Regions from separate parts of the Homo sapiens genome. Here region 1 is linked to region 2. A link is an interaction called in ENCODE POLR2A ChIA-PET data of the cell type or tissue named here. Cell type or tissue: PC-9. All regions are shown on one strand. Links, peaks and the distances in the headings refer to the core of each region. The heading gives the core; the rest is flanking DNA.

Evidence for each region. ChIA-PET counts read pairs that join two places held together with the same protein. Peaks named below come from ENCODE experiments on the same cell type or tissue, not always from the same donor. Only the 100,000 strongest peaks of a DNase experiment are listed, where the experiment ranks them.
Region 1: POLR2A ChIA-PET joins it to region 2 with 6 read pairs; 2 of 35 experiments call an interaction of 5 or more read pairs at or near these places.

What each region holds. Positions count from the first base shown.
Region 1 is chr16:12,575,851-12,591,512 of GRCh38, forward strand. All of the region lies in intron 1 of SNX29-AS3 (SNX29 antisense RNA 3), which reads right to left. Among named protein-coding and RNA genes, the nearest start is that of SNX29-AS3, 27 kb to the right of the region's middle. In PC-9, for the core only: no CTCF peak of the experiment used is centred there; a DNase peak (open chromatin) is centred at 8,871.
Region 2 is chr16:12,756,684-12,772,345 of GRCh38, forward strand. The region is part of intron 2 of CPPED1 (calcineurin like phosphoesterase domain containing 1); the gene reads right to left. It overlaps LOC105371090 (a long non-coding RNA gene), which reads left to right. Exons shown (of 3, transcript XR_007064993.1): 2 at 1-2,732; 3 at 3,687-3,866. Among named protein-coding and RNA genes, the nearest start is that of CPPED1, 39 kb to the right of the region's middle. In PC-9, for the core only: no CTCF peak of the experiment used is centred there; no DNase peak of the experiment used is centred there.

The sequences.
Region 1 (15,662 bases), core at 6,872-10,871, 180 kb before region 2:
TTTTTTGTTTTTGTTTTTATTTTTTTTATTTTTTTTTTTTTTTTTGAGACGGAGTCTTGCTCTGTCGCCCAGGCTGGAGTACAGTGGCACCAATCTCAGCTCACTGCAACCTCTGCCTTCTGGGTTCACGCCATTCTCCTGCCTCAGCCTCCCAGGTAGCTGGGACCTACAGGCAAATGCCTCCATGCCTGGCTAATTTTTTTTTTTTTTTTTAAAGTAGAGATGGGGTTTCACCATGTTAGCCAGGATGGTCTGGATTTCCTAAACCTCGTGATCCACCCATCTCGGCCTCGCAAAGTGCTGGGATTACAGCAGTGAGCCACCGTGCCCGGCCCAGTTTTTTTTTTTTTTTTTTTTTTTTTTTTAATTAGCCACATATGGTAGCATGCTCCTGTCTTCCCAGCTACTCAGGAGGCCAGGACAGGTAGATCGCTTGAGCCCAGGAGTTCAAGTCTGCAGTGAGCAGTGATCATAGCACTACATTCCAGCCTGGGCAACAGAGTGAGATCCTGTTTCACAAAAACAAATTCTAGTAGCCCCATTAAAAATATTTTTAAAACGCAGGTGATAATTGTAATAGTTTATTTCATTTAACCCAATACATCCAAGACATTGCCATTTCAACACGCAATCCTTTTGAATCTTACTGATTTATTTTCCATTTTTGGGTACTAAGTCTGCCAAACTGGTGTGTTATTTTATGCACTGCACAGCTCTGCTCAGACGAACTGCATCTCAAGGACTCAGTGTCCTGTATGACTGGTGTCTTCCCGTATTGGGCAACAGAGCTCTGTGGACCCAACTCCCAAACCTATGTCAGCCTCATCTCTGACTGCCTAACCAACACTCCATTTGCATCACTTCATGAGCATCTCAAACCAAACTAAAAGGCATCTTTTGTTTTCTGCCCCAAAAGTGCTCCTACCCGTGACTCCCCAGCTCAGGAAGTAGAGGTTCCATCTCAGCAGCTGTGGAGGCCACCAGTCCTTGCCTCTTCCTGTCCCCTACCTCGTAATTGACCAGGTTCCTATTTATTCACTTCCTTAAGAAACAAGCACCTACTGTATACCAGTTGCCGGGCACACGGCAGTGAGCAAGACAGGTAAGGTGCACTACTGCCCTTGGTTCCACCCCTGAAATAGATCTAGATCCGACTGCTTCCAGCACCCTCCACGCCTCACCACCACCATGGTCAAAGCTGCCATTGCCTCTCATGATGTGGGTGCCACACTGTCCTCCCCAGTCACCCCCCGTGCCATCACACTGCCATTCAGGCTCCTCTCCACGCAGCAACCACTGCGACCTTTAACATTGGTTTGGATCAGTCACTCGACCACAATCCTCCGTAGGACTCCTGCCCTGCTCTGCTCCTGGTGACCTCTGCCGTGGCAGACAGTGCTTTAAAAAGTATTGGCTGGGTGCAGTGGCTCACACCTGCAATCCCAACACTTTTAGAGGCCAAGATGGGTTGGATCAGTTGAGCCCAGGAATTTTGACCAGCCTAGTCAACACAGTAACAATTCCATCTCTACAAAAAAACACAACCACATGTACACACACACACACACACACACACACACACACACACGCCAGGTGTGGTTGCATATGCCTGTGTCTCAGCTCCTCAGGAGACAGATGGGAGGATCGCTTGAGCCTAGGAGGCAGAGGCTGCCATGAGCTGTGATCACACCACTGTATTCTAGCCTGAGCAACAAAGCAAGCCCGTCTCAAAACAAAACCGAACCCTAAAATCTGCTATGAAGGGGCAGGGATGTGGGGGGCTGTCATAGAAACTTGCCCTGAGAGTGGCCTCAAAGCCTGCGCTAATGCCCCACCATCTATAGCTGAGGATTCTGAGGATTCTTTCCGACATGCATGTAAGTGATGGGTAATTGAGGCATCATTGTGTGTGAAGCGGGACCTCTGAGAACCTTGATGACTGACTGACAGGCCGAGGCAGCCTGGATTCTCCACACGGAGTGTTCCTCCTAGAGTCTGCATACATCTGTGACATGCCATCTGTGACAGACCCAACAATGGCCCCAAAGACACCCACACCCAAATCCCCGAAACCTGTGAATGTATGACCTTACAAGGGGCAGGGGGTTGAACAGTGTCCCCCAAAACTCATGCCTGCCTAGAACCTGAGTGTGGCCTTACTTGGACACAGAGGGTCTTTGCAAATGTCATCAAGATGAGGTCACACTGTATTTGAGTGAGTGCCAATCCAGTGACTGGTGTCCCTGCCAGGAGGGGGAAATCTGGACAGAGGGAAAACAGCTTGTGAAGACAGGCAGGGACTGGCGTGTGGCAGCTACAACCCAAGGTGCGTCCAGGAGTGCCGGCAACCATGACAGGCCAGGAGAGGGGCACGGGGCACCCGCCCTCAGAGGCCCCAGGAGGAGCCAGCACTGCCAACACCTGGAATTCAGACCCCTGGCCTTCAGAAGTAGAAATACATTTGTTTGTTTTGAGCCACCATCTTATGGTCACTCATGACAGCACCTCCAGGAAGCAATACACATGGTGCAAGGGCCTTTGCAGATGGGAATAACTGGAGGATCTGCAGATGGGGAGATGCCGCCGATCATCTAAGCAGCCCAGTGGCATCAGAAGAGTCCTTGGAAGAGTCAGGAGAGGAGACGTGATGGTGGAAGGAGAGAGACAAGGGACAGTATGAGACTTGAAGATGCCACCCTGCTAGCTTAGAAGATGGTGGAAGGGCCTTCACAGCTAGGGAATGCAGGCAGCCTCGGGAAACCAGAAAAGGCAGGGAACTAATGCTCCTCCTAGATGTCACCCTTTAAGTGCCAACCCCAGGGCTAACACAGGCATCCAGTGACTCCTCAAAAGCAGCCACCAGTGGTCGGCTGAGGGAGGCAGTGTGGCCAGCATCATAGCAGCAGGTGTTCCACGCCCCCTACCACCCCTGCTCCATGCCAGCCCTACACTGAGCCCTGGGATCCAGAAACAATGAGATAGGCCTGGGGAGGGGCAATTAGGAAAGGTGTTTCAAATACCTACAACAAAGTGCACTATTGGGAGACGTGTGTCATCTGTGATGCTGCTGAGGGCACCTAAAGAATTTATAACAGCAAAGACAAGGAATCAAGCTAGGTTCCCATCAATGGATTGGATAAAAACTATATGGCACGTAGAAAATGTGGTACCACGGAATACTATGCAGCCATAAAAAAACAATCACTTCGTGTGCAGCAACATGAACACAACTAGAGGCTGTTATTCCTAAGAGAATTAATGCAGGAACAGAAAACCAAATACATGTTCTCACAAGTGGAAGCTAAACATCAAGTACACATGGACACAAGCGAACAACAGACAGTGGGGCCTCCTTGTAGGTTGTAAAACCACCTAACGGAGTAGGCTTCTTACCTGGGTGACAAAATAATCCCTACACCAAACCCCCGACACCCAATTTACCCACGTAACAAACCTGCACCTCTCAACCTACAAGTTGAAGGAAAAAAAAGAATTCACAGTTTGAGGTTATCCTAAAGGATTTAGATTACATTTTCTACAGCAAAAACAGGACATAGCATCTCGTCCTAAAAATCATCCTCCTGATGAATGGGTCAACAACACCGGCTCTTTCCACACAAGGGAGGAGTGCTCAGCCTTAAAAATTAAGGCAATGCTGACACATGGATAAGGCTTGAGGACTGGTATGGTTTGGCTCTGTGTGCCTACCCAAATCTCAGGTTAAATTGTAATGCCCAGTGTTGGGGGAGGGAGGTGATTGGATCATGGGAGCAGATTTCCCCCTTGCTATTCTTTCAATAGCAAGAGTTCTCACGAGATCTGGTCATTTAAAAGTGTGTAGCACCTCCCGCTTTGCTGTTTCTCCCAACTCCACCATGATGAGATGTGCCTGCTTCCCCTTCGACTTCTGCCATGATTTTAAGTTTCCTGAGGCCTTCCAGCCACGCTTCCTGTACAGCCTGCAGAACTGTGGTCAATTACATCTCTTTTCTCTATGAATTACCCAGTCTCAGGTAGTTGGGGTTTTCAGACTGAGTCTCACTGTTGCCGAGGCTGGAGTGCAGTGGCACAATCTCAGCTCTCTGCAACCTCTATCTGCTGGGTTCAAACGATTCTACTGCCTCAGCCTCCCGAGTAGCAGAGATTACAGGTGCATGCCACCATGTCCAGCTAATTTTTTGTATTTAGTACACACAGGGTTTCACCATGTTGGTCAAACTGCTGTGCAACTCCTGACCTCAGGTGATCCACCCACCATGGCCTCCCAAATTGCTGAGATTACAGGTGTGGAGCCACCGTGCCCGGCCTCAGGCAGTTCTTTATAGCAATGAGAGAACGGACTAATGCGAGGACATTATGCTGACGGAAATAAACCAGTCACAAAGAATGAGCGATTCTGTATGATTACACATATGGCATTTCCTAGAAGAGCCAAATTCAAAGGGAGAGAAGGTAGAGTGCCAGTGGCCAGGGGTTGGAGGAAAGGTAGATAAGAAGTTCGTGTTTAATGTGTGTAGAGTTTGTTTGGGAAGATGGAGTAGTTCTGGAGATGGACGACAGTGTCAGCTGCATAATGACTTCAATGTACCGAATACCACACAACAGCACCCTCACCAGATAGGTAACATGAGACAGTTTATGTTACGTGTATTTTACCACAGTGAAATCCCTAGTCATCACCCCGATTTCTCAGATGAGATTGAAGCCCAGAGGGGCAAGAAGCTTGCCCACGTGCCCACAGCTTTGACGCAGCATTACTGCCGATTCAAACCCAAGCTTTTCCATCCCAAAATCTTAGCCCTGACCACTGAGTGAAAGGGCAGCTAGGAGGATGGTGAAAGAAACGTGGGATTGTTTTCCTATCCTGTGCTGTTAACTGGGTCTGACACCAGTTGGGACGGCCAACCAAGTTTGCTGGAGATTTTAAGTCAAACAAGGTTAACATTTATCACAGGCCTGTTCAGCAGCTTATGGCAAGAGGTCAACTTTTTGATCACACAGAATAGATGGGAGTTACCACCCAAGACAGGGCTGGACCACGTGACTTCTGATGTGCTGCCAGCCATGAGGAGGTCGATTAAGTACCCTGGGGAGGTGGCAGGACTCCTCCGTAAAACCAGCCCACTGCAAAGGGGGTTTCCCTCTGATGACACAGCCAGCGCTTCACAGTTCCCCATGGCCACCCTCTCAAACATTATGTTCAGACCAGAAAAATCAGATTAAAGAATGGAACCCCTTGCAAGCCCACGCATGAGAAGGCTCATGACTAGCTGGACGTGATGGCTCACACCTGTAACCACAGCACCTTTGGAAGGCAGAGGTAGGCAGATCACCTGAGGTCAGGAGTTGGAAACCAGCCTGGCCAACATGGTGAAACCCTTTGTTCTACTCAAAATAAAAAAGTTAGCCAGGCACGGCGTTGCACATTTGTAATCCTAGCTACTTAGGAGGCTGAGGCAGGAGAATTGCTTGAACCCAGGAGGCAGAGGTTGCAGTGAGCCAAGAGCATGCCATTGTACTCCAGCCTGGGCAACAGAGTGAGACTGTCTCAAAAAACAAACAGGCACTGACTGTGGCAAGGGAGTCAAGGGCTTGAGGTGGGGGTCTCCTACCAAGGCCTGGCTCTGCCCCACCTGGCTATGGGAGCTGAGCCTTGTCTATCAACCTCTCCAGGCCTCAATGTCTTCAATCTGGAAAATGACCTTCCTGCTGGTCATTGTATTAAATGAGTAAGATGTAGAGAGTGCTCAGAACACCGTTTGTCTCTAAGCAAGCGTTTCTGAAGGGTCTTCTCACATCTGTGAACACAGCTGTTGTTCAATGCCTCACACTCTTCCCCTAGCTCATTCTTCCACTTTCTCTGCTCTGACCCCAATCCTGGTCCATGGCAAGATGCCTGGGGCACAACCCGGGAGCCAGAAACATCTCAGACAGTGAACGCACCAGTGAGCCGCTGGCCACCTTTTCTTATTTAAAACCCTCAGTCCCACGAGGCAGGAATTCTCGACCCCCATTTTCCCCAACGGGGGAACTGAGCCTTGGAGAAGGTAAATTACATAGAAACCAAAAAACCCTAAAAGCAGCTGAAAGACTCAAGAACGACATGGAGAATGGCTCGAGCAGGGACGCTATCCTTCGAGGCCTGTTTGTCAGATGGGACCAACAGCATTACTCACCTCATGCGGTTGTCGGGAGGAACAAATGAGGCAATGGAGCATCAAGCATACAGTAAGTGCTCAATGGATGGTCAGTCCGATCCTCTTTGGTGTGGAGACTGGATAGTCCCATTAAGTCGTTCCACCGCAGCAGACAAAGGCCCATAGACTTATTTCAGGACACCCTGTATTGCTAATGATTATTTTTATTTATTGAGCACTTACTGTGTGTCAGATCCTGGGCTACTAAGCCCTTGATGTTTACCCTTCAAAGCCGTTACAAGACTTACAGCAATGCTGGAAGGAATCTGAGGCCTAGAGAGGTGGTGAAACGTGCTCAAAACCACACAGCACTGAATGGTGGACTTAAGTGCAAGGACAGCGTGTTGTGGGGTTGGGGTTGGGGTTGGGGTTGGGGTTGGGGTTGGGGGGAATCGAGACTGCTGTATCCCAGCCTCACCACTGCCCCCCAGGACACCTGACTCACTCCCCAAGGTATTATGGGCACAGAGAGATGAGCAGCTCAACGAAGACATGCCTTTTCTAGGAAAAAAACTAGTTTCTTCTAATATTCATTTTATGTCGCGGACGTCCTTACTTCTCCATGAGACGCCCAACTGCCAGGTCTGCCTGTTCCGTTTCCCGCCCTTTCTCCTAAAAGGAGCAGTATTACTCCGTGTTCTTGCTCTTTACAGAACCAGGAGTTCTGGGAAACAGTAAGGTGAGTCCTGTGTGCACAGGCTTTGGAATTTGTCAGTCCCCCTGCAGTGACCTGCCAAGCTGTCACCCCGGGACACAAGTGCAGCCTGCAGCTCAGGGAGGCCACCTTCTGCCTCGCAAACATCAGCATCATCACCATGGGTGACAGAGGCACTGAGTATGGTAAAACCCAGTCACCAGAGGTTGACAACCCTGCGTCCCTCCGCCACCCTCCTCCAACTCTGGTGAGGCTGTCTGGGTGGCAGCAGCTCTCCATGCCTTCAGCCCGGCCAGCTTTGCTTCCTCAGCTCCTAGTCTCCCAGAGTGACACTAAAAACCCACCCAGCTCAGTTCCTTGGTGGGCTGTACACTTGACCACACCCCAGCATCACCCAAAGGACTGGAGAGGGAGGGGACCGTGTTGGTTTTATTCACCATTGTCGGAACATAATAGACACTCAGTTAAGTGAATGAATAATTCAGTGAATGAATGAACTAAGTAACGATTACTTGCTGTTAGGCTCCTCTCCCTCTCTCCTGGTGAAAAAGCATAATTATCCCACCGCCATCCACGAGATTTCCGACAGGCTGGCTGTGAAAACACCAACTAGACCCTATGCCCTCAGCTGTTACAGCTCAGAGCCAAGACCCTGACCCACTGTGTCTCAGTGATGGCTGCATGTGCCTCATGTCTGGTCGGGAGCAGCTGCTCTGTGGAAGGGGGTGACATGTTGGTCTTCCAAGCCTCTGCCATGTGTAGACAACCCAGCTCAGGTGGCTACAAACCCTGAACCAGGACTGGAACCAGGGGATGGGGGTTTATCTGGATCTCAAAAGCCTCCTTGGGGTAGGGTGCAGTGGCTCACATCTGTAAATCCCAGCACTTTAGGAGGCCAAGGCAGGATTGCTTGAGCCCAGAAGTTCAAGACCAACCTGGACAACATAGTGAGACTCCATCTCTACAAAATAATAAGTAAACAGCTGGGTGTGGTGGTACATGCCTGTAGTCCCAGGTACTTGTGAGGCTGAGTTAGGATTACCTGGGCCCTGGGAGGTTGAGGCTGCAGTGAACCATAATCACACCACGGCAGTCCAACTTGTGTGACAAAGCAAGACTTAAAAAAAAAAAAAAAAAGCAAGAAAGCCTCCTTGGATCATGGGATCTCAGCTTGCCCTCATCCCTGAAAAGCATCCCAGAGACTGCCTCCAAGGACACAGACGGCCTCCAAGGACAAGGGTTCATAGTAGCAGAAATCTAGGACACCCCTGTATCCTGTGCCAGGGGAATCCTGTGTTCTCTGAAGAGGGGCTTTCCCTAAGTGTCCCTCCTGTGGTTACTTAACCCTGAGGAGGAAGAGCAAGAGCAACATCCCAATCCACCCAAGGCTCAAAATGTTCTGAGACTGAATATCGTAATTTTTTTTTTTTTTTTTTTTTTGAGACGGAATCTCACTGTCACCCAGGCTGGAGTGCAGTGTAGCAGTCTCGGCTCACGGCTACCTCTGTCTCCCGGGTTCAAGCAATTTTCCTGCTTCAGCCCCTCAGTAGCCATAACAGCTTTTTCATTCTTTGAAAACCAGAAGTGTTTCCCTATTCTGCATGAAATGAGTTAGTTGAATTCGAGTAGGCTGCTTCATCAAGATACATGAACCCATGGAAAGTGATTTTGATTTCTCTGCAGTGCAACTGCAATGTCTTAAAAAAAAAAAAAAAAAGAAAAGAAAAGTTAGGACTGAATCTCACTGTCACCCAGGCTGGAGTGCAGTAGGCGCCATCTCAGCTCACTGCAACCTCCACCTCCCGGTTCGAGCAATTCTTGTGCTTCAGCCTCCCAATTACAGGCACATGCCATCACGCCTGGCTAATTTTTGTTTTTTCGTAGAGACTGGGCTTTGCCACGTTTACCAGTCTGGTCTTGAACTTCTGACCTCCGGTCATCCAACCACCTCAGCCACCCAAAATGCTGGGATCACAGGCCTGAGTCACCACGGCAGGCCTTATCTGCCTTTTTTCTTTGACTATTGTTACTGTAGCTTGCATTTGTTTCTGTTTGAAGGATCACAAACGCTGCTGTACTTCCGTGTCTCCCTCTATTTGGCAACCTCTCAAGGGTAAGGACTGAAGGCTGGGTGTTTGGCCCCTTTGTCTACATCCTTTCCCAGTTTTATCTGCTGCTTTCAACACTGCCCATACACTTGAGACTCTCCCATGTAGATATCTCCTAGGCATCTCAGATGTAACATGGCTCAAGTAGAAACCCTGAGGCCTCCCCCACCCTGCTCCTTCAGTCTCTCATGATGGTACAGGCACCTCCACCCAGCATTTCAAGCTCACACCTGAGTCATACCTGACTCTTCTGCCTTCACCGACTTCCCACAATACCCAACACATCAGCAAGTCCCATCTGCTCTACATGCAATACCTGTCATGTGTTGATGAATATCCCCATAAGATCCAGGGGTCCTCCCGGAACCTCAGAATTTTACCTTATTTGGAAATAGATAAATAGGTCTTTGTAGATATAGTTACATTAAAGTCAAGTCATACTAAATTCGAGTGGGTCCTCCATCTAATGCTCAGAGCCCTTCTAAGAAGGCAGAACATGGAAATAGAGATGACCAAGGCTCCGTAAAAAGACAGACCCTGCGGAAATAGAGATGACCAAGTCTTGGTAAAGAGACAGATAGAACCTGGAGCCACACATCCTTGCACTGAGAAATGCCTAGGACTGGCAGAAACCACAGGAAGCCAAAGAAGGGGTCTTCACAGAAAGGAGGGCCCCGCCCACAACGCAATTCCAGCCTTCTCACCTCCAGAATTGCTGGGGAACAAACTTCCACTAAGCCACCAAGTCCATGGCCATGCGTTACAACAGCCCTAAAAAGAAACTAACTTGGCCAGGCATGGTGGCTCACACCTGTAATCCCAGCACTTTAGGAGGCTGAGGCAGGTGGATTAGCTGAGGTCAGGTGTTAAGAGACCAGGCTCTCCAATGTGGTGAAACCTCATCTCTATTAAAAACACAAAAATTAGCCAGGCATGGTGGTGGACGCCTGTAGTCTCAGGCACTTGGGAGGCAGAGGTGACACAATTGGTTAAACCCGGGAGGTGGAGGTTGCAGTGAGCTGAAATTGCGCCACTGCACTCCAGCCTGAGTGACAGTCAGACTCTATTCCAAGGAAAAAAAAAACCCCAACACACTTCTCCACCCACACCCATCTACATCACTCCATCTCTGCTGCCATGCTCTCTTCTAGGTCACCGTGAGCATCTGCTGAGACACGCTAAAAGCCTTCTGCTGATCTCTGCCCTATCCCCGTACCTTTATTTCCCCATCAGACACCACATATTTTATATGCACACATATACCTCCATACGATGTAAATTTAACATGCAAACACATAAGCACTATACACACATGTATATACATGTGTGTATATGTATGTGTGTATTAGGACAGTCTTACTCCTGTAACTCAGCCTGGAGTGCAATGGTGCTATCAACTTCCAGGCTCAAGCAATCCTCCCATCTTGGCCTCCTGAGTAGCTGGGATTACAAGCACACACCACCACGCTGGACTAATTTTTTGTATTTTTAGTGGACTTGGGGTTTTGCCATGTTGCCCAAGCTGGTCTCGAGCTCCTGGGCTCACACGATCCTCCCCGCCTCTGCCTCTCAAAGTACTCGGATTACAGGCCTAAGCCAATGGGCCCACCCCATAAGCTGTAGGTTAAATAGGTATAGGTATGTATATGTCATCTGTACATACATATGCTTGCGACTTCCTCCAAATACAGCATCCTCCACCGTAGAATGTTCCCTGCCGCCCCTTTCCAGCTAATTCCCACTCTGAACTCAGCAAGGCAGCTGCTTCCTGATTTCTGTCACCATGGAGGAGTTGGCCTATTCCCGGATGTCATGTAAATCACATCGCATAGTGTGCAAACAGTCCCGTCTGGCCTCTCTTACTCAACATAATCTTTGAGATTCGTCCACAGTGTTGTATGTATCAATAATTCATTCTCTTATCACACTTATATTCCACTGTAGCCAGTGATGTTTGTAAAACAATCAGAGGCTGGGGGCAGTGGCTCACACCTGTAATCGCAGCACACTTTGGGAGGCCGAGGCACGTGGATCACCTGAGGTCAGGAGTTCGAGAACAGCCTAGCCAACATGGCAAAACCCTGTCTCTACTAAAAAATAGAAAAACTAGCCGGGTGTGGTGGCGCACGCCTGTAAGTCCCAGCTATTCGGGAGGCTGGGGCACGAGAATCACTTGAACCTGGGACATGGAGATTGCAGTGAGGCAAGATGGTGCACTGCACTCCAGCATGAGTAACCGAGCAAGACTGCATCTCAAAAAAAAAAAAAAAAAAAAAAAAGTATCAGAGATCATTCCCTGTGCTGAAAACTCAAAGCTGCCTGCAGGGTTGGACTGAAACATTAGCCCACCACTGCAGCCCACTGGTGTTAGGTGGTCCCGGTTCCTGCCCACCACGACCATCTCTCCTCCTCCCCAGACCCAGCATGTCCCAGGCTCAAGGTGACGCTTACCTAAACACTTGTGCCTATGGAATCCTCCTCACCCTGTTCAACTCATCACAGGGAGGTTTTCCCTCATCATTCTGTCTGAAACCACCACACGCACTGCTGTATTCCCAAATAGCTAAGTGGGAGTTAGAGTGATGACTTCACCTTACTCTGTGCTGCCCTCTCAGCTCCTAGAATAACTTCCTGGCAGAGCAGTTCACCCTCAAATATTTCAGTGAATGATCTGCAGAAAGCTTCAAGCATAGGTTATGCCTTTTGTATCATTCACGAGTGCCATTTGTTGATACCTCCGGTTTTCTTCTAAGCACCCTGTGAGGTTAGAAGTAGTCAGGCATCCTGGTTTGGCCAATAACATTTGAAAGGAAGTCATCTATGTCCATTCCAGGTGTGAGCTCAGAAGGCTGGTGTGGGATCTACCTTCCCTTCCCTCTGCTGTGGGTGATGATCACCAAGCTCATGTGGAGACCCTCCACCAGCCTCCTCCCAGGGGAGCCACAGTGCCCAAAGCCCCCCAAGCTGGCCTGTACTGAATGGATACCTCAAGCAAGGAACAAATTTATTATGTGAAAACAATGCCCTTTGGGGGTGTTTGTTATTGCAACATAACCTACAGTATCCTCAGTTTTTTCCATATACACCCTCCACATTCCCCTCCTGCCTTTTTTCTGGGGGGTGATAGTCTGTCACCCAGACTGCAGTGCAGTGATGCAATCTCAGCTCCCTGCAACCTTCACCTCCTGAGTTGAAGAGATTCTCATACCTCAGCCTCTGGAGTAGATGGGGCTGCAGGTGAAGGCCACCACGCCGAGACAGTATTGTATGGGTGTGTATTTTAGTAGAGACAAGGTTTCACCACGTTGGCCAGGCTGGTCTCTAACTCCTGACCTCAGGCAATCCACCAATCCACCTGCCTCGGCCTGCCAAAGCACTAGGATTACAGGTGTGAGCCACTGCGCCTGACTTCAGCCTCCTGCTTTTAACTTAAGGCCACAACCTATTGATCCCCAAATTCACACGGGTTATCCCTGTTGTTCTTCACACAACTACTGACCTGTATTTTCATTGCTCACTTGACACTGCTGCCTGGCATCTCAACCTCTCAAAGTTCGTATTTCCAAAGGGAGCTCCTAGTCCTGCTCTCAAACCTGTTCCACCTCCAATCTTCCCCTCCCAGAGTCCCTGAGTAACTGCAGTGAGTAGGCCAGAAACTGGAGTTGGCTTTCAGTCCTTCCTTTCACACCTCACACACCTGATTTGTCAGCAATTCCTATCAAAATACATCCAGATCCAGCCAGGCATGGTGGCTCATGCCTGTAATTCCAGAGTTTGAGAGTCCAAGACGGGAGGACCACTTGAGACCTAGAGTTTGAGACCAGCCTGGACAATATAGCAAGACCTCATTTCTGCAAAAAGGTTTTAAAAATTATGTTAGCCAGGCATGGAGACCTGTGCTCCTAGCTACCCGGAAGGCTGAAGCAAGAGGACTGCTTGAGCTCAGGAGGTCAAGGCTGCAATGAGCTATGATCATGCCACTGTACTCCAGGCGTGTGTCACAGAGTGCGACCCTGTGTTCAACAAAACAAGGCAGGGTGCAGTGGCTCATGCCTGTAATCCTAGCACTTTCAGAGGCTGAGGCAGGCAGATCATCTGAGATCACGAGTTCAAGACTAGCCTGGCCAACATATAGTGAAACCCCATCTCTATGAAAAATTAAATGAAAAGATAAAATACCAACATTAGCTGGGCATGGTGGCACACGCCTATAGTCCCAGCTACTTGGGAAGCTGAGGCAGGAGAATCACTTGAACCTGGGAGGTAGAGGTTGTAGTGAGCCAAGATAGCACAATTTCACTTCGAGTCTTTGTGACATAGCAAGACTCCATCTCTCAAAATAAATCTTGGAACCCCAAACTCATTCAGCCAAAGGGAAAAGTCAAGCTGGAAACTGGGTCACGCAAACCTGTCTCCCCTTTTCCTTCTTAAACAAGATGGTGACAAGATTAAGAGCTACAAGCCTCTTCCGTATTTTACCCATGAAGAAATTATGAGCTCCAAGATCCTTAACCCTAAGGTCTTTCTGTTAAAATGTCCCCACGGCAATGTAAATTGATAGCTCATCTTCAGAGGTGCAGTCACCCAGGGCCCACCAGGAACAAATGCGTATCTGATTGTTCCCTGCCCCATTTTGTCTGTTATCTTATGTAAACATGTAGATTCCCTGTATTTTTCCTCTGCCCCAATTATCTGCCATCTTATGTAAAAAACGCAGATTGACTGAGCCAAAGGCACAAATGACTTTTTCCCTTCCCAGCTCTTACATGACAACTGTGTGCTTCTTAATATCCTCTAAATTTGGAGCCTTCAAAATCATCTTCAGAGAAAGGCATAGACTTGTCTCCTAGGCACACATCCTTATCTTTGGCAAATAAACCTCCTAAAATGATTGAGACCTGTCTCATCATTTTTCTTGACTGACAGCCCAATGGATGCTCTAGAGTGAGCTGAACCTGATGGGATTCCTGTGATTATGTTACCTTATGTGGAAGCAAAAGGGATTTCACTGATGTAATTAAGGTTACTAATCAGTTGACTTTGAGCTAATCCAGAAGGAGATTATCTGGGGGACCTGGCGTACTTGCCTGAGCCAAGGGCTCACAGATTGAAGTGGCCAAAATCTCAAAGTGTGGGAAGGATTTGAAGTCCCATTGCTGGTTTAGCAGATGGAGGGTGCTGTATGTAAAGGAACATGGGTAACATTAAGGTGCTAATTGCCACCCCAACTGATGACCAGCAAGGCAACAGGGACCATGGTTGTTGGCTCCAAGGAACAGAACCCTGCAAGTGGCAAGAAAGAGCTTGGCTATAATCCCAGCACTTGGGGAGGCTGAGGAAAGTGGGTCACTTAAGGTCAGGAGTTTGATACCAGCCTAAGACAGTGAAACCCCATCTCTACTAAAAATACAAAGATTAGCCAGGCATGGTAGTGCACACCTGTAATCCCAGCCACTCAGGAGGCTGAGGCAGGAGAATCACTTCAACCCGGGAGGTGGAGGTTGCAATGAGTCAAGATTGTGCCACTGTACTCCAGCCTGGGCAGCAAAGGGATATTCCTTCTCCCACAAAAAAAAAAAAAAGCTTAGAAGTTTGCTCCTTATATCCTCCGGGTGAGGATTCAGTTCAGCTTTATAATACCTTGAGCAGAGAACCTAGGCACACTCTGATAAACTGAGTCTACACAGCTATACATGTAGGCTGTTTCTATCTGCTATGTTTGTGGTAATTCTTAATGCAGCAACAGAAAGCAAATACAAATAACGACCTTCAATCCCAAGGGCAGGGAAATATGTTCGCAATATCCTATTGCATAAACAACTTAGGTCCAGGAAATAAAGAACTCCTGCAAAGCAATGAGGACAACAACCACCTGATAGAAAAATGAGCAAAAGACCTGAAGACACACTTCATTAAAAAATAGCTAATAGGCCAGGCACAGTGGCTCATGCCTGTAATCCCAACACTTTGGGAGGCCGAGACAGGTAGATCATTTGAAGTCAGGAGTTGAAGAACAGGCTGGCTAACACGGTAAGACCCCTTCTCTCCTGAAAACACAAAAATCAGCCAAGTGTGGTAGCAGGCATCTATAGTCCCAGTTACTCAGGAGACTGAGGCAGGAGAATCACTTGAGCCTGGGAGTCAGAGGTTGCAGTGAGCCAAGATTATGCCACTGCATACCATCGTGGCAAACAGTGAGACTGTCACCAAAAAAAAAAAAAAAAAAAAAAAAAAAAAGGGCTAATAAACATGTGAAAAAGCATTGAGTCATTAGTCATCAGGAAAATGCAAATTAAAACAGCACTTCATACTCATCAAAATCTGAAAATGAAGAAAGGCAGGAAATAGTAAGTTTTGGTCTGGATATGATGAAACTGCAATTCTCATACACCCCTGGCAGGAGATCTTAGGAAGACTGATCTGTCTCCTGAGGTTGAATAGATGCCTATCCTATGATCCAGTGATCCACCTGTCAGGTATATAGCCAATAAAATTTAGCTCACATGTCCAAGACAAGACATCCACAGGAATATTTAAATGTGCATAATGCCCATCAATGATATACTGGATAAAGAAAATGTGGTATATGAACACAATACTAAGCAGCCATAAAAAGGAACAAGATCATGTGCTTTGCAAAGATGGATGGAACTGGAGCCCATTATCCTCAGCAAACTAACACAGAACAGAAAACCAAATACC
Region 2 (15,662 bases), core at 6,679-10,678:
ACAGAGCAAGACTCTGTCTAAAAAATTAAAAAAATAAAATTAAAACAGTGAGTGATTCCCTTGACACATGCCAGGAAAGCCAGCCAGCAAAATGATAAATCAGACAAAACTAAGCAATTAAGGGTCCCTATGGAAGTTTATGATACCAATTTAACCCTTGAGATCAAAGTTATAGACACCTACAGTGCTCTCCCAAAAGTGTTTCCCCCTAGAGAGTATTAAACATCCATGTTAAATGATGTCAACAACTTTCCACATCTTACTTCTAAAATTTTTAGATTCAATCCCGTGAAAAAACGTTTATCTTCACAAACTAGAATCAGGGTAAGTAAGGTAGGACCCTATTATAGCACCTCGAGGTGACCAACTAAGTTATAGCACCTCGAGGATGACCAACTAAGTTACAGCACCTTGAGGGTGACCAACTAAGTTACAGCACCTCGAGGGTGACCAATTAAGTTATAGCACCTCGAGGGTGACCAACTAAGTTATAGCACCTCGAGGGTGACCAACAAAGTTATAGCCCAGGGCTGAGGGGTTTCCCAGGATGTGGGACTTTTCAGTGCTAAAACCAGAACAGTCCTGGGCAAACCAGGCTGGTTGGTCACCCTAATTTGGAAGAAGACAGATTCCAAAGCATAACTACAAGCATTACTACAAATTTGAAGGGCCCAATATAATGCAGTCGGCCTACAGGGTTTGCCTACCAGAACTGCACAGGGGGATCTTACTTACATGGGGAAAATAAAACCCACAAAATTGAATGTCTCTACTGGCTTCCCTTTGAATGTTTTGTATTTTACAGATAGAGCCTCAGATCCTGGGCATCGATATTCCACATGGATCCTGTTTGTACCTCTTGTATTCACACCGGGGAAACTGCAAAGGGAAGACTGCTAAGTAATGTAAGGGGGCCCGTGCCTGCACAAATTCTTCCTAGCAGGCACACTGGGGGCCTTAGCAGCGTATGTGTTGTGAGCGAGTAACACTTTGCATCCGCAACGGACTTCATGCCTTTCAGACAATCTGCCAGACCAGTCCTAATGGCAACCTTTTAAAAAAGGATGACAAGTCCTTCTAGCAGGCTGTCACATGTTGCCAGATTAAAACATTGTGTAATTATTTACAGGAGACGGTGGGGTGTCAGATCATTTGGCTGGAAAGACCATGTTTCCAAATAAATTTGAGAGATAGCTACAGCTGCTCTAAAACAGAGCAAAATATATGGCAACAAAAGGAAGAAGAACACATTATTGAGGCAAATCATGCAATTAAGTATCCACTCTTTGTCATAGGGCATTTTGGCTGTCCCTGCTTCTCCAGGCAAGCTTTTGGAATATTCTGAATAAGAGCTGGAGAGTCAAAGAAAGAGAAAACAAAGCCCCTTTCTATCTCCCATACTTTTCCTTCCTGCAGGAAAAGGGACACAGTACCATGCAGTTGAACACCATGTCAAGTGAGGATAAAGGAAAACAGCCATGACATCACTCCATTACTGCCACCCCCAGTGTGCCTCACAGGCCCTGCAATTTATAATCTTGTTTAATCCTCCAAGCAACCGAGGAATACAGATATCATCGCCCCTGCTGTACAGATAAGGAAGCAGAGGCTCATTGGGGTCCAGGAGCATGCCTGTGGACAAATAGCTCCTAAATGACATTGAGTTTTAAACCCAATCTCCAAAAAGCCTGTATGTTTTGAGCGCCTATGATGTGTCATCAGACAGTGAGGCAGGTACTTGGGATACAATCAGATAAATGGCAGAGAACCTATCCAAGAAGCCCACAAGCTGGAAGCGAATACAAGAAACGCCATCACTCATAGCCATGACAATTACTGAGTGCCTGTCACATGCCTGGCATTGTTCCCATTCATGACTTCAGTTCAGCCTCCCACCAGCCCACTGACCAAGGCACTATTTTCCATGATGTCTTCACTTTCTGACTTTAAAACCCAGACTCTTCACCATTAGATCATGTGCCTGAGATCAATGGCAAGAGATGAAAGCCTGGCCAAAGCACTGTGTTAATAAAGTAGGCTGATTATACAGTTTACTACAAGTAGAAGGAATTGCCACAAACTGGTACTTCTGGAGCAGTGTTCAGGAAGAAGGCAGGAACTGCAGCTGAATCTAGTAATAAGACACGATGATGATGATGATGATGACAGCAATGACAACAGCAACAACAAAAATAGAGGCTGGGTGTGGTGGCTCATGCTTGTAATTCCAGCACTCTGGGAGGCAGAGGCAGGAGGATCGCTTGAGCCCAGGAGTCTGAGACCAGTCTGGGCAACACGGCAAGACCCCATCCCTACAAAAAATTTTAAAATTAGCTGGACATGGTGGCATGTATCTGCAGTCCCAGCTACTCAGGGGGCTAGGGTAGCAGGATCACTTGAGCCCAAGAAGTAGAGGCTACAGTGAGGTATGATCACACCACTGCACTCCAGCTTGGGCAACAGACGAAGACTCTGTCTCTAAAAAAAAAAAAAAAAAAAAAAAGACAAAAAAAAAGTGCTAGAGAACCAGATTTAAAGCAGAAGCAGTCCGGAAATCACATGCAAAACTGCTCCCAGGGAGAAACGCAAGCCCAGGCACAGAGCCCCGCTTGATGGCAGGTGCTGGACAATAACAATGCTGGGATCCCCGCCTCTGCTGCCACTTTCCTCACCAGCATGGATCCTGCCCTCTCCTTTGTGTCACTCACTAAAGGCTCAAAGTCTGGTTCAAGGTGAGTCTGAGTACTAGGGCCTGGGATACATGCCTGTGTCCTAACTGCAAAGAAAGCAGAGAGGCCATCAGGCCATCTAGCTTTCATCATGCAGGTGGTTTATACCACAAAGCAGGTGAATATATTCAAGGGGTGATACGGTTTGTCTCTGTGTTCTCACCTAAATCTCATCTCAAATTGTAACCCCCGTGTGTCAAGGGAGGGACCTGGTGGGAAGTGATTGGATCATGGGGTCGGGGGGTGGTGTGGTTACCCCATGCTGTTCTCATGACAGTGCGTGAGTTCTCACAAGACCTGATGGTTTAAAAGTGTTGGGCAGTTGCCCCTTGTGCTCTCTCTCCTGACGCCTTGTGAAAAAGGTGCTTGCTTCTCCTTTGCCTTCCATCTTGACTGTAAGTTTCCTGAGGCTCCCCAGCCATGTGGAACTGTGAGACAATTAAACCCGTATCAGGTGGTATCCTTATATCAGTGTGAAAACAGACTAATACTGGGGCAAACTCTCCAAAAGTCAGAAGGGAATACCAAAGTACTGGGAGGTCAGAAAGGACAAATGGACAACCACTGAAAGCTCCTTGTTCTGTCTTTTCTAAATGAAGTCATCCTTCCAATGGCAGCTGTGGGTTCCACGTCTGTGGATTCAACTGCTGATTGAAAATATTCAGAAAAAAAATTCCGTGATGTTTCAAAAAGCAGAACTTGAACTTGCTGTGTGCTGAGTATGACGCTGAATCCGTAAGAATAAAGTGATGTGTAGCACTGTATTGGGTACAGGTAATCTATAGATGATTTAGAGTATACAGGAGAGTGTGCATAGGTTATATGCAAATACCACACTATTTTATATCAGGGACCTGAGGACTGGTGGATCTTGGTATCCTTGGGAGGGTCCTGGAACCAATCCTCCATGGATACCAAAGGATGATGATAATTGATTGCTAACTTTGCCCTTCACAGGTAGAAACAATTTTACGTGTCTCAGAAAGAACAAAGAGTTTAAGATGGTGATGCTGAGATTCTGGACAAGATGGACATGGTGATCTCTACTGGAATCCGGGGACTGCTGTACTACGGTCATATACTACTGCTGGGGGCCTGGTGTTCCCGGGGTGCACTGGGGGCCTTGCTGTACTGATATGGTCATATGCTACTGGGGGCCTGCTGTTGCTGAGGTACATTGTCAGCAGGCCTAGGCATCGAAAATGACACAACTGTCTCCTGTTCAGAAGCACTTAGAATCTCCTGCATCGTGTAACAAGTGTTTAGAGATCCCTAGATCAGGGACTCTGGGGACAGTTTTTAATTTACTGATAAGTAAAGTTTTAAAATGTGACATCTTTGAGTACTGCTGCCCTAGTCTATTAAACAAAGAGAAGCAATTCCCAGGCCAGGATCATCCTACTAACCCAAACCTGATAATGCTGATGTGGCCCAGGGCTGGCAGGATGGCCTGGACTGTAACTAGGCATCCCCTGCTTCCATTTGCAGACATGTGGCTTTGCCCTGATGGAGACATAGTGACAGATCATTTTGTACTACGTAGGTACAGATCCAAAGGGCATCTTAGGCTGGCTGTCATTAAGTTCCAGTGAGGAACACCTGTCTTCTTCAGTTCCTGTTTCTCCAGTTTGCATGCAGCCTCAGCCCATCAGAAGGCAGCGGATAAGAGTTCCCCCTTGGATGGCTTTAAGTTGGCAAACAGGGGTAGAAAAGAGGCCAAGCTGCGTGGTGGCAGGCACCTGTAATCCCAGCTACTTGGGAGGCCGAGGCAGGAGAATTGCTTGAACCCGGGTGGCGGAGGTTGCAGTGAGCCGAGATTGCGCCACCGCACTCCAGCCTGGGAGACAGAGCCAGACTCTGTCTCAAAAAAAAAAAAAAAAAGAAAAAGAAAAAGAAAAAAAAAGAAAAGAAAAGAGGAGAAGTTCTGAGTTTCTGAGATGGGCTGGAAGCACATGGTCACTACCCATCAGCTGGGCGGTGCTGGGCAAGTTGTTTGACCTGACAGTTTGGTCATCTGCAAAAAGGGATAAAAGTACAACTATTTCATAATAAAACAGCAATCTTTGTGGCTCTATACTATGACGAGTACTATTATTTACATTAGTAACAAGCTCTTCTCAATTTCTAGTAGCCGCTTAGGTTTACCCAATGATAATGAATCAATCAGGAAAAATGGTGTCCCTGTGAAGAGACTAGTTAACCAGAAATAAATAAAAGCTATGGATACCAGCAATGGAACTACACTAGTAAAATCGCTTCCTATTTTCCAAAAGTTTGGGCTTAATCTTCAGACAACATGTTCTGGATAAAAAATGTGAGCCAGGGACAGTGGCTCATAGTATAATACCAACACTTTGGGAGGCCGAGGCGGGCGGATCACTTGAAATCAGGAGTTCGAGACCAGCTTGGCCAACATGGCAAAACCTTACCTCTACTAAAAATACAAAAAGTAGCCGGGCATGGTGGCACGTGCCTGTAATTCCAGCTACTCACTCGGGAGGCTGAGGCATGAGAATCACTTGAACACATGAGGTGGAGGTTGCAGTGAGCTGAGATTGCACCACTGTACTCCAGCCTAGGCAGCAAAGCAAGACTCTGTCTCCAAAAAAAAAAAAGTGAACAATGTCAGCACCATAGGAAAGGTAAATTTTTTTTTTAAATGGGAACAATGGAAAGAAGAGTTACAGTCTTAAAATAAACATATCCTCGGCTAATTGAGAGGACAGCCTGGGGTCTGCCCAAGGGCAGGGAACTGGGCCTCCCTCTTCTGCTTAGTCCCCTGGGACTTAAATTTCCACATTAAAAATACTCTCTCATTTATTTTTACTTCTTTGTCGGGGGAAGAGGGTAACGCCACGGAGATGGTGAATTCAATTTCTTGGACCACTAGGGATATTATTTAGTAATGGAGGTAAAAATATGATATTGTACTAGTTATGCTGTATGTCAGGGCAAGAATCTAATTTCCACTTTCCTTAATGTTATCATCTGAATAAAGTGATTCAAATTAATCAACAATCTGCTTCTAAGAATTTATCTCATAGTATAATAAAAAGTAGTAGCAGTAGATAGATAAAATGTGGTATATCCATATGGTAGAATATTATTCAACAACAGCTACAACATGGATAAACCCTGAAAACATCATGGTAAGTGAAAGAAGTCGATCCCAAGGCGCCGCATACTGTATATTTCATTTATATGAAATATCCAGAATAGGCAAATCTACACACGGACAGTGGATTAGTGGCTGCCTAGGGCTGGAGTCGGAGGTGAAGGGAAATAGGGAATGACAGCTAACAGGGACGGAGTTTCTTTCTGGGTTGATAAAAATGTTTTGTTTTGTTTTGAGACAGTGTTCCACTCTGTCCTCCAGGCTGGAGTGCAGTGGCACAATATCAGCTAACTGCAACCTCTGCCTCCTGGACTCAGGCAATCCTCCCACCTCAGCCTCCCAAGTGGCTGGGACTACAGGTACACACCACCACACCCAGCTAATTAAAAAAAAAAAATTTTTGTAGAAATGAAGTCTTGCGCCGGGCACGGTGGCTCACGCCTGTAATCCCAGCACTTTGGGAGGCCAAGGTGGGTGGATCACTTGAAGTTGGGAGTTCAAGACCAGCCTGGCCAACATGGTAAAACCCCATCTCTATTCTAAAAAATACAAAAATTAGCCGGGTGTGGTGGTGGATGCCTGTAATTCCAGCTACTTGGGAGGCTGAGGCAGGAGAATTGCTTAAACCTGGGAGGCGGAGGGTGCAGTGAGCCGAGATGGTGCCATTGCACTCCAGCCTGGGCAACAAGAGCAAGACTCCACCTTGAAAAAAAAAAAAAAGAAATGAGGTCTCACTATGTTGCCCAGGCTGGTCTCAAACTCCTGCGTTCAGGCTATCCTCCCGAGGCCTGCCTCAGCCTCCCAAAGTGCTGGGATTACAGGCATGAGCCCACCATGGCTCGCCTTGGTAAAAATGTTTTAATACTGATTTTGGTGATCATTACACAACTCAGCAAATACACAAAAGACCAATGAATGGAAATGGATGAGTGGCATGGTATGGAATTCAATCTCAATAGAGTCATTATTAAAAATAGAAGTAATCGTAGTTATTGGGCTGTATTAAATGCCAGCCAATATTCTAAGCACTTTTATAGATTATTTCATTTAAGTCTTATGAGAAACCTATGATGCGAGTACCATTATTATCTGCATTTTACAGATAAGGAAATTCAGCTACAGAGAGATTAGATAACTTGCCCAAAGCTATTTGGCCAGGAAACAAGAGAGCCAGGATCTGAATTTAAGCCATCTGACATCACAGGCCAGTTCTCAACTGCTGCCCATGTACACAAACGTATGGACTCCAGGAGGGGCCCTGCAGTGCTGGTTCTGGCAGGACTTCGGACACAGTCTGAGCCTCAAATACTAAACTGGTGCCAAAGTAATTGCAGTTTCTGCCATTGAAAGTAATGGCAAAACTGCCATTACTTGAGCACCAACCTAATACAAGCTGGTATTTTGTCCACTGAAAAAAGTGAAACAAATCTGCATATCCTGCTATGGAAAGACCAGGACAACAACAAGGTATTTAAACATTGTGTCTTTTTTGCTCCCATTTGCATTTTTTTTTTTTTTTTTACAAAAAGCTACACATGCAAGTGTACCCATACTTGACAAGTTTCCATAATTTTTCATGAAAAAGCATTAACTGTAGCTTTCTCTGAGAAGCAGGTCAATGGTGACAGGGACATTAAGGTTTTTTCTGGATACCTTTTGGTACTGTTTGATTTTAATTTTTTTTTTTTTCTTTTGAGACAGAGTTTCGCTCTGTCGCCCAGGCCAGAGTGCAGTGGTGCGATCTCAGCTTACTGCAACCTCCACTTCCCAAGTTCAAGCGATTCTCGTGCCTCAGCCTCCCAAGTAGCTGCGATAACATGCACATGCCACCACACCCAGCTAATTCTTGTATTTTTTGTAGAGAGGGGTTTCACCATGCTGGCCAGGCTGGTCTCGAATTCCTGAGCTCAAGTGATCTGCCCACCTTGGCCTCTCAAAGTGCTGAGATTACAGGCGTGAGCCACCACACCTGGCCAAATTTTTGAATTTTTTTGTAGAGTTGGAGTTTTGCCATGTTGCCCAGGCTGGTCTCAAACTCCTGACCTAAGTGATCCTTCTGCCTCAGCCTCCCAAAGTGCTGAGATTACAGGCATGAGCCACTGCGCCTGGCCTGATTTGAATTTTTAATAAACCATGAGCCTGGTGGGAGCCACCCAGTCGTGCTCCAGTTTCAACGGAGCCTTCTCTAACTCAACCACCTCCCACCCTCTTGGGTATCACAGGCTCAGAGCCACCATTTTGTTTTATTTGTACCTCTTGATGCCTCATGACTCTGCCTGTCTAGCCTGTAAGTGTCCTGAGGACAGACACCGTATTTGTTTCTTGCTAAGCAGGGGCAAACACATAGGCAGATCCCCTCGGTTCCCATCAGAGAAACAAATGAGTAAATGAATTAAAGTCAAACAACTTGACCTCACCTGCCAGCCTCAAGGTCATGAGCAGTGACTGGTGGAACAGAAGAGTGTCACGCTGTAAACCATGTCTGTCATATGAACTATGTCCCCGCTAGCACTGGGAACACTGTGACCTAAGAAGTCTGGAGTGGAACTCAAGTAAATGATTTATTCCTTTGATTAAACACATTTACTTTCATCTAGTCCCAGAGAATTTATGGAGCCATAATCCCTTCCATCTCTAATGCTGTTCATTATCTCTTCCTAATTAATGAAGGTATGTAAATTCATTGATCTAAAACTTTGCAGGCATAAACGTTACTCAGGTAGTGATCCAGCCCCACACTGCTAACAGCTCAAGCTTCATCACGTTCTACCAGTTTTTAAATTACACATGTTATCAGACAAGATTCATTTAATTTTGCAGCTAACAGCTACAGCTGATTATGCTGGCTGCTAGATATTTATAGCAACTCTTGTTGAATCTGTACTGTTAACCTGCTTAGGATATAATTAATAAAAGAGATTTAACTGTCTGACATAATAGGCAGCTTTGTATGATATAAAATATGCTTTAATGTGCTTTCGGGAAAAAAAACATTAAGAAAGGTATATTATCCAAGTGAAATTTGTTACATTGCTACCTTGCAGATCAATACAAAATTTCTTCACAAGAATATTTATGGATGATGACAGTGGTATTTCACTCAAATAATATATAAAGAAAGAAGGGAATGGTAAATTTTTTCTACAAACCAAATAATACATATTGAATAGAACCTACCATGGCTTTCCAATAAACTACTTAGGAACTGGGGAAAAACCATACAGAATTTGAAACATGCAGGTGACTTTCTAAATTCTGGGTTCGCGAAATATATGTCCTCACCCGTTCTGGCATTCAAATGCGCCATTTTCCAACCTCTCATTATTTTTTTTCATTCCACATTCTGATCACTTGACCAATTACCTGATAATTGAACCCCTTTGGGATCATGCTCCTTTTCAGTGCTTCATTTCGTTGCAGAAAATAGGCCCATCAAGGAGGCAAAATGTTCTAACTCCAGGAAATGAGTGTTTAGAGCAAAAACAATGAAAAAGAAGATGTAAATAATCCAGTCAGCTAAGCACAAGCTAGAAAGACACTCGCTTTGTCTATGGCATGTTGATTTGCCAGGGGATTGTGCAAACTTCTGCAGAAGGCGTTCATTAGCTCCAGAAAACCCCAAAGGGAGGCAGAGGCGGGTGCATCACCTTAGGTCAGGAGTTCGAGACCAGCCTGGCCAACATGGTGAAACCCCATCTCTACAAAAAAAATACAAATATATATATATATAGAGAGAGAGAGAGAGAGAGGGAGAGAGAGAGAGAGAAAGAGAGAGAGAGAGAGCTGGGTATTGTATTAGTACATTTTTGTGCTGCTGATAAAGACATACCTCAGACTGTGAAGGAAAAGGGGTTTAATTGGACTTACAGCTTCACGTGGCTGGGAGGCAGAAGGCGTTTCTTACATGATGGCAGCAAGAGAAAAATGAGGAAGATGCAAAAGCAGAAACCCCTGATAAAACCATCAGATCTCGTAGTATGGGGGAAACCACTCCCATAAGTCAATTATCTCCCACTGGGTCCCTCCCACAACACATGGGAATTATGGAAGTACAATTCAAGATGAGATGTGGGTGGGGACACAGAGCCAAACCATATCAGGTGTGGTGGCGGGCACCTGTAATCCCAGCTACTTGGGAGACTGAGGCAGGAGAATTGCTTGAACCAGGGGGGCGCAGGTTGCAGTGAGCAGAGATCACGCCACTGCACTCCAGCCTGGGTGACGGATCAAGACTCCGTCTCAAATAAAAAGAAAAGCAAAAACAGAAAACTCCAAGGAAGCACAGGAGGTAGGCTCTAGGACTCTTCTGCTCAGAGGGCTGGTCTGGTGTCTCTGATCAGACTGCCATAGCCGATTTGCCTAACGGCCTCTACAATCATGGTCTGCTATGAGCGACAGCATTCCCAGGTGGGAGCAGAACACAAGAGCATTCAGATCCCAAGTCATTTTGGCTCCATGGTTGCTCAGAGGTCCTCATTTTTTTTTTTGAGTCATGGAGCCTGTATCAGTCATGTGCTCCAGGGAACCAATAGGAGATACACAGATATGTAAGAGGAGGCTTAGTAAGGGAATGGGTTCACAGGGTCACAGGGGCCAAGAAGTCACACCATCTGCCATATGTAAGCCGGGGGTTTCATTCAGTCTAAATCCAAAGGCCTGAGAATCAGAGAAACTGATGGTGTTAGTGCTGGTCTGAATCTAAAGGTCTGAGAACCAGGAGTGCCGATGTCCAGGGGCAGGAGAAGGTAGACGTCTCAGCTCAAACAGGAGGCAAATTCATCTTTTCTCCATCTTTTTGTTCTATTCAAACCCTCAATGCATTGGATGATGCCTGCCCAAAATAGTGAAGGCATATCTTCTTCATTCAGTCACCCTCACGAACACACCCAGAAATCATGTCTTCTCAGCTATCTGGGCACCTCCTAGCCCAGCCAGGCAGACACGTAAACTGAACCATCACCAGGTCCTTGAAGGATCTGATGAGAGCTGTGGACCTTCTCCCCACTGCAGTCCCCAGAGCATCATCACGACCTCAAGCATCTATGCAAACACACTGGACTTTGCAGAGCTGACAGGGCCCACTGGCTGGATGAAGCCCATCCATGGAGCTCACACCCAGGTAAAGAAACCTACGCCGAGAAATTGCCCTACTGGGGTGCAGTGGCTCATGCCTGTAATCCCAGCACTTGGGAGGCTGAGGCAGGCGGATCATCTGAGGTCAGGAGTTTGAGACCAGCCTGGCCAGCATGGTGAAACTCCATCTCTACTAAAATATAAAAATTAGCTGGGTGTGGGGGTGGGCACCTGTAGTCCCAGTTACTTGGGAGGGTGAGGCGAGAGAATCACTTGAACCCAGGAGGAAGGTTGCAGTGAGCAGAGATCGCGCCACTGCACTCCAGCCTGAGCGACAAATTGGGACTCTGACTCAAAAAACAAAAAACAAAAAAACCCCTGCCCTATTGGACACTGTATGACTTAGTGCCCCAGAAGGAAAGTTTCATAAAAATTTTCTTTAAAGATAAGATTTTCCAGGAAAAGCTGAATTCCTCTTAGATACGGATAAGATGTTGTTTCTTTGACAACCTCTCTCTGGCTGAACCTTCAACTGAATTCTATCAACCAAAAGGACTCTTAAGACCTTTCTGTTTCGCCCTGCGGTTTTGTCTTCCTATATGAACTTTTATTTTCTTTGGTCCTGACATATTTCTTCTCTACTGTGTGCTTTTGCTCATTTTAAGCCTTCTCAAATGCTTCACTGAACAAATAAATAAGGCGAGGCTCTCTGTTTTCACTTTTTGATCTAAACACTGGAACCCAGACGGAAAGATTATGCTTTTTATTTTTAACCTAATCAAAAGGCAACTGTTAACTAGTCCCTATTATTGAGCTCTTGCTACTTCTTTTCATTGAATAATCAAATATCCACACTTTTCTAGCTACGATTAAGACTTCTGGCCTTTAATTAAAGGTACAGTTTCACCATTGAGTTTATATTTTGGTCAATTAAAATAGCCACATGTTGACCATGAAAAGGTACCTCCAAAAAGTCAAAGAACAAGAGTATGTGCGTATGTACACACAGGTGTGGGCTCTTATTCTGGGGCCATGGGGATCTGGGGTTCATCCTGTGAACTTCGATGGGAGGAAACCAGTTTTTTCATGAACTTCTGATATTTAGCATTTCCTTCTATTATGAAGTTAGTAGAAATTACAGAGGTATTAACAACCCCCTTGAATTTCACACCAACAGAGATCACATGGATTTTTTTTCCCATCACATCACACTTGTTGCAGATTAATTCAGGGTATGGTTTAAACTCACTGCCATTTTTTCTTTTTCTTTTTTTTTTTTTTTGAGACGGAGTTTCACTCTTGTTGCCCAGGCTGCAGTGCAGTGGCACGATCTCGGCTCACTGCAACCTCCACCTCCTGGGTTCAAGCGATTCTCCTGCCTCAGACTCCCAAGTAGCTGGGATTACAGGCACATGCCCCCACACCTGGCTAATTTTGTATTTTTAGTAGAGACGGGGTTTTACCATGTTGGTCAGGTTGGTCTTGAACTCCTGACCTCAAGTGATCCACCCGCCTCAGCCTCCCTAAGTGCTCTGATTACAGGTATGAGCCACTGTGCCTGGCCTTAAACTCAACTGCTATTTTGAAACTATGACAGTTATTAGCTCTGCTATTAGACTGTGTTATATAATAGACCAACACATGAATTATTACTATATCCAATAATTTAAAAAATATTTTGATAACCGTATTTCAATAGAATTGGTTTCCTCGAAAATCCTAGGAACTTTATTTTGTGTATTTAGAAATATTATTCTGAGATGGGATCCAGGGGCTTCAGCAACTTGATGAAGGAATCCGAGGCACAAAATGGGTTAAGACGCCGAGACTTGGAATAAAGGACTGACAGCAGCCAGTGTGTCTCCTCTGCCGGACTGCCACGTAGAAAATGCTGGCAGGGGTGGAAGGGCGATCACACACCTAATCAGAAACAACTTTTTAAGTAATATTCCCAGTTCCCTAATTAGTCATATAAGGTAAATTAGTTCCAACCACTTTTAATCAGCCTCAGCAGAAGGGCGGCATTGTCACTGATTGCCTGGATGATTTCACCGGGCTCATACTGGATGTGAAGGAGTGCAGGAGCCAGGGGGCTTGGCTGATTGCTCCCAGGTTACTGCTCAGCATTCGACCCACACGCGACCTGCTGGAAAATCTGAGCACAGACAGCCCCGGCCCATTCCAGAGGCTGGTGATATTTCAACTATGGCATCACTCTCTTGCACGCATAGAACTCCCTTTTTATGTTTCTCTGTGTTAAACTGTAGGGTAAATTGTCTTTAAATCCTGGCATTTCTTGGAGCCTGGTGTAGACACTTAAACATAACAACGCAAGGCTAATGACACAGCTGCGGAAATAAACGTGATTTAACTGAGCCTCTTTAAAAACAAAACCAAACAAAACAAACAGATCCTACTTTAATATGAACAAAACGGTTTCTGTTCAATGGAAATGTTCTGAGTATCTATGACATGGTAGGCGGTGCAGGAACTTATTGCTTACATGAAAGGGATGGAGGCTGTTGGCTACAAATAAGAGATAGCATGGAAGAAAAGTCCTGGTCAGTCCCTGTCCCTGAGAGATGTTCCCCAGAGAACTGCTAAGAGAACGGCCTGGTGTGCTCTCAGTGCAAATGGCGCTGAGGCAGATTCTAAACCCAGGCAACCCTCTTGGACTTCAAGCCTAAAGAAATACTTACCTGACTGTACAACAGCACGTCTGAGGATGCTCACAGCAGCACTGTTCAAATTAACTCCCACCTGGCGTTACTGCAAGATTAACCAATTATGAAATCCCCATCCACAGAACGCAATGCAGTTATTAAAAGCCTCACATGTATGTACAAATGTAAGGTTTTCTAGACAGATGGAAGGAGAAAAAGTAAATCACACAACAATGTGCACAGTATGATCACGTTTGTATTTAAGAAAAGCATGCTGACCAGGGCGTGGTGGCTCACACCTGTAATCCCAGCATTTTGGGAGGCCAAGATGGGTGGATCACCTGAGGTCAGGAGTTTGAGACCAGCCTGGCCAACATAACAAAACTCTCTCTACTAAAAATACAAAAATCAGCCGGTGTGGTGGCACACACACCTGTAGTCCCAGCTACTCGGGAGACTGAGGCAGGAGAATCGCTTGAACCCGGGAGGCAGAGGTTGCAGTGAGCCGAGATCGCGCCATTGCACTCCAGCCTGGGTGACAGAGTGAGGCTATATCAAGGAAAGGAAAGGGAGGGCAGAAGGAAAGGAAAGGGAGAGAAGGAAAGGAAAGGAAAGGAAAGGAAGGGGGAGGGGCGGGGCGGGGCTGGGAAAGGGTGAGCATGCTGACATTGATGCACACTTTTGACCACAGTGACCCCGAGGGAAGCACTTAGGGGGTGGTCAAAGTTTATTTTAAATATAGATTTTAAATTTACAAGGAGAATGTCTCTACATATTACTTGTAGAATTTAAAAATCTAATAAAGTAACAATAAAAAGATCCGTATCTACCCTCATTTAAATCCTACAGGAGACTAGGATGACAACAACAAAAAACACGGAGAACTTCATGTTTCAATATATCTACATGTATCTATATTCCTTATTTCTAAGTGAAGCACAGATTTCTGTCTGTTTCATTCACTAACACAGCACAAACATCTAGAATAGTGCCTGGTGCAAAGTAGACTCTCAATACAGATTTGTTAAATAAATGAATTGACTATTTATTCATGTGTTCCAGAAAACTGTACTGGGTGCCTACCATGTGCTGGCTTCTTGCTAAAGATCACGGGAAACAAACTGTGAATCATTTAACCAGCATTCACTGAATACCTTCCACGTGCCTTGCACTGGGCACTAAATGAAAGTACACACCAATACGGACACACAGACACACACACCCCCACTGCCCTTTAGGAACTTGGAACTAAGCTTGGGAGAAGGCGAACTAGCAGAGGTTGGAGCAATGAGATAAGGCCTTTTCCTGGCCAGAGCCTCAATCCTGGCTTTGGTTTTCAAAATTATGCCTCCGAGGCTTTGCTTATTATGGCCTGTCTTGTACCAGAATTATGTTCATGGGTTTGTGTCTGCCCAGCTGGAGGAAAATGAGTATCAACCTTCCTGGATTGTGGAACCACAGAAAAACAAAGGGCTTTATTCTTTGCCTGAAGCCCAGCAAACCAAAGCATTCTTTGTTCAATGGCTTTATTTCCCAATTCTATACATTCATTACAGAATTAGAAACCTCCCAGTGGGGGTCAGGCATGGTGGCTCATGTATGTAATCCCAGAACTTTGGGAGGCCAAGGCAGGTGCATCACCTGAGGTCAGGAGTTTGAGACCAGCCTGGCCAACATGCAGAAACCTTGTCTCTACTAAAAATACAAAAATTAGCTGGGCTTGGTGGTGCATGCCTGTAATCCCAGCTACTTGGGAGGCTGAGGCAGGAGAATTGCTTGAACCCGGGAGGCGGAGGTTGCAGTGAGCTGAGATCGTACCGCTGCACTCCAGCCTGGGCAACAGAACAAGACTCTGTCTGAAAAACAAAACAAAACAAAACAAAAAAAAACAAAATTCCTAGTGAGGAAGGAGTGTTGATGGTCATTTGGCCATGGCTACTGTTATCAGGACCTTGGTCTAGGCCTTGACATCTAATTGAAGGTGAACAGCTACCAAACTAGATGAATTAGAAGTTTTCAGGTCTCACTGGGGCATTTTCCTGATAGAAAAGCCTAACTCCTTTCATCAGTAATTCTACTTTA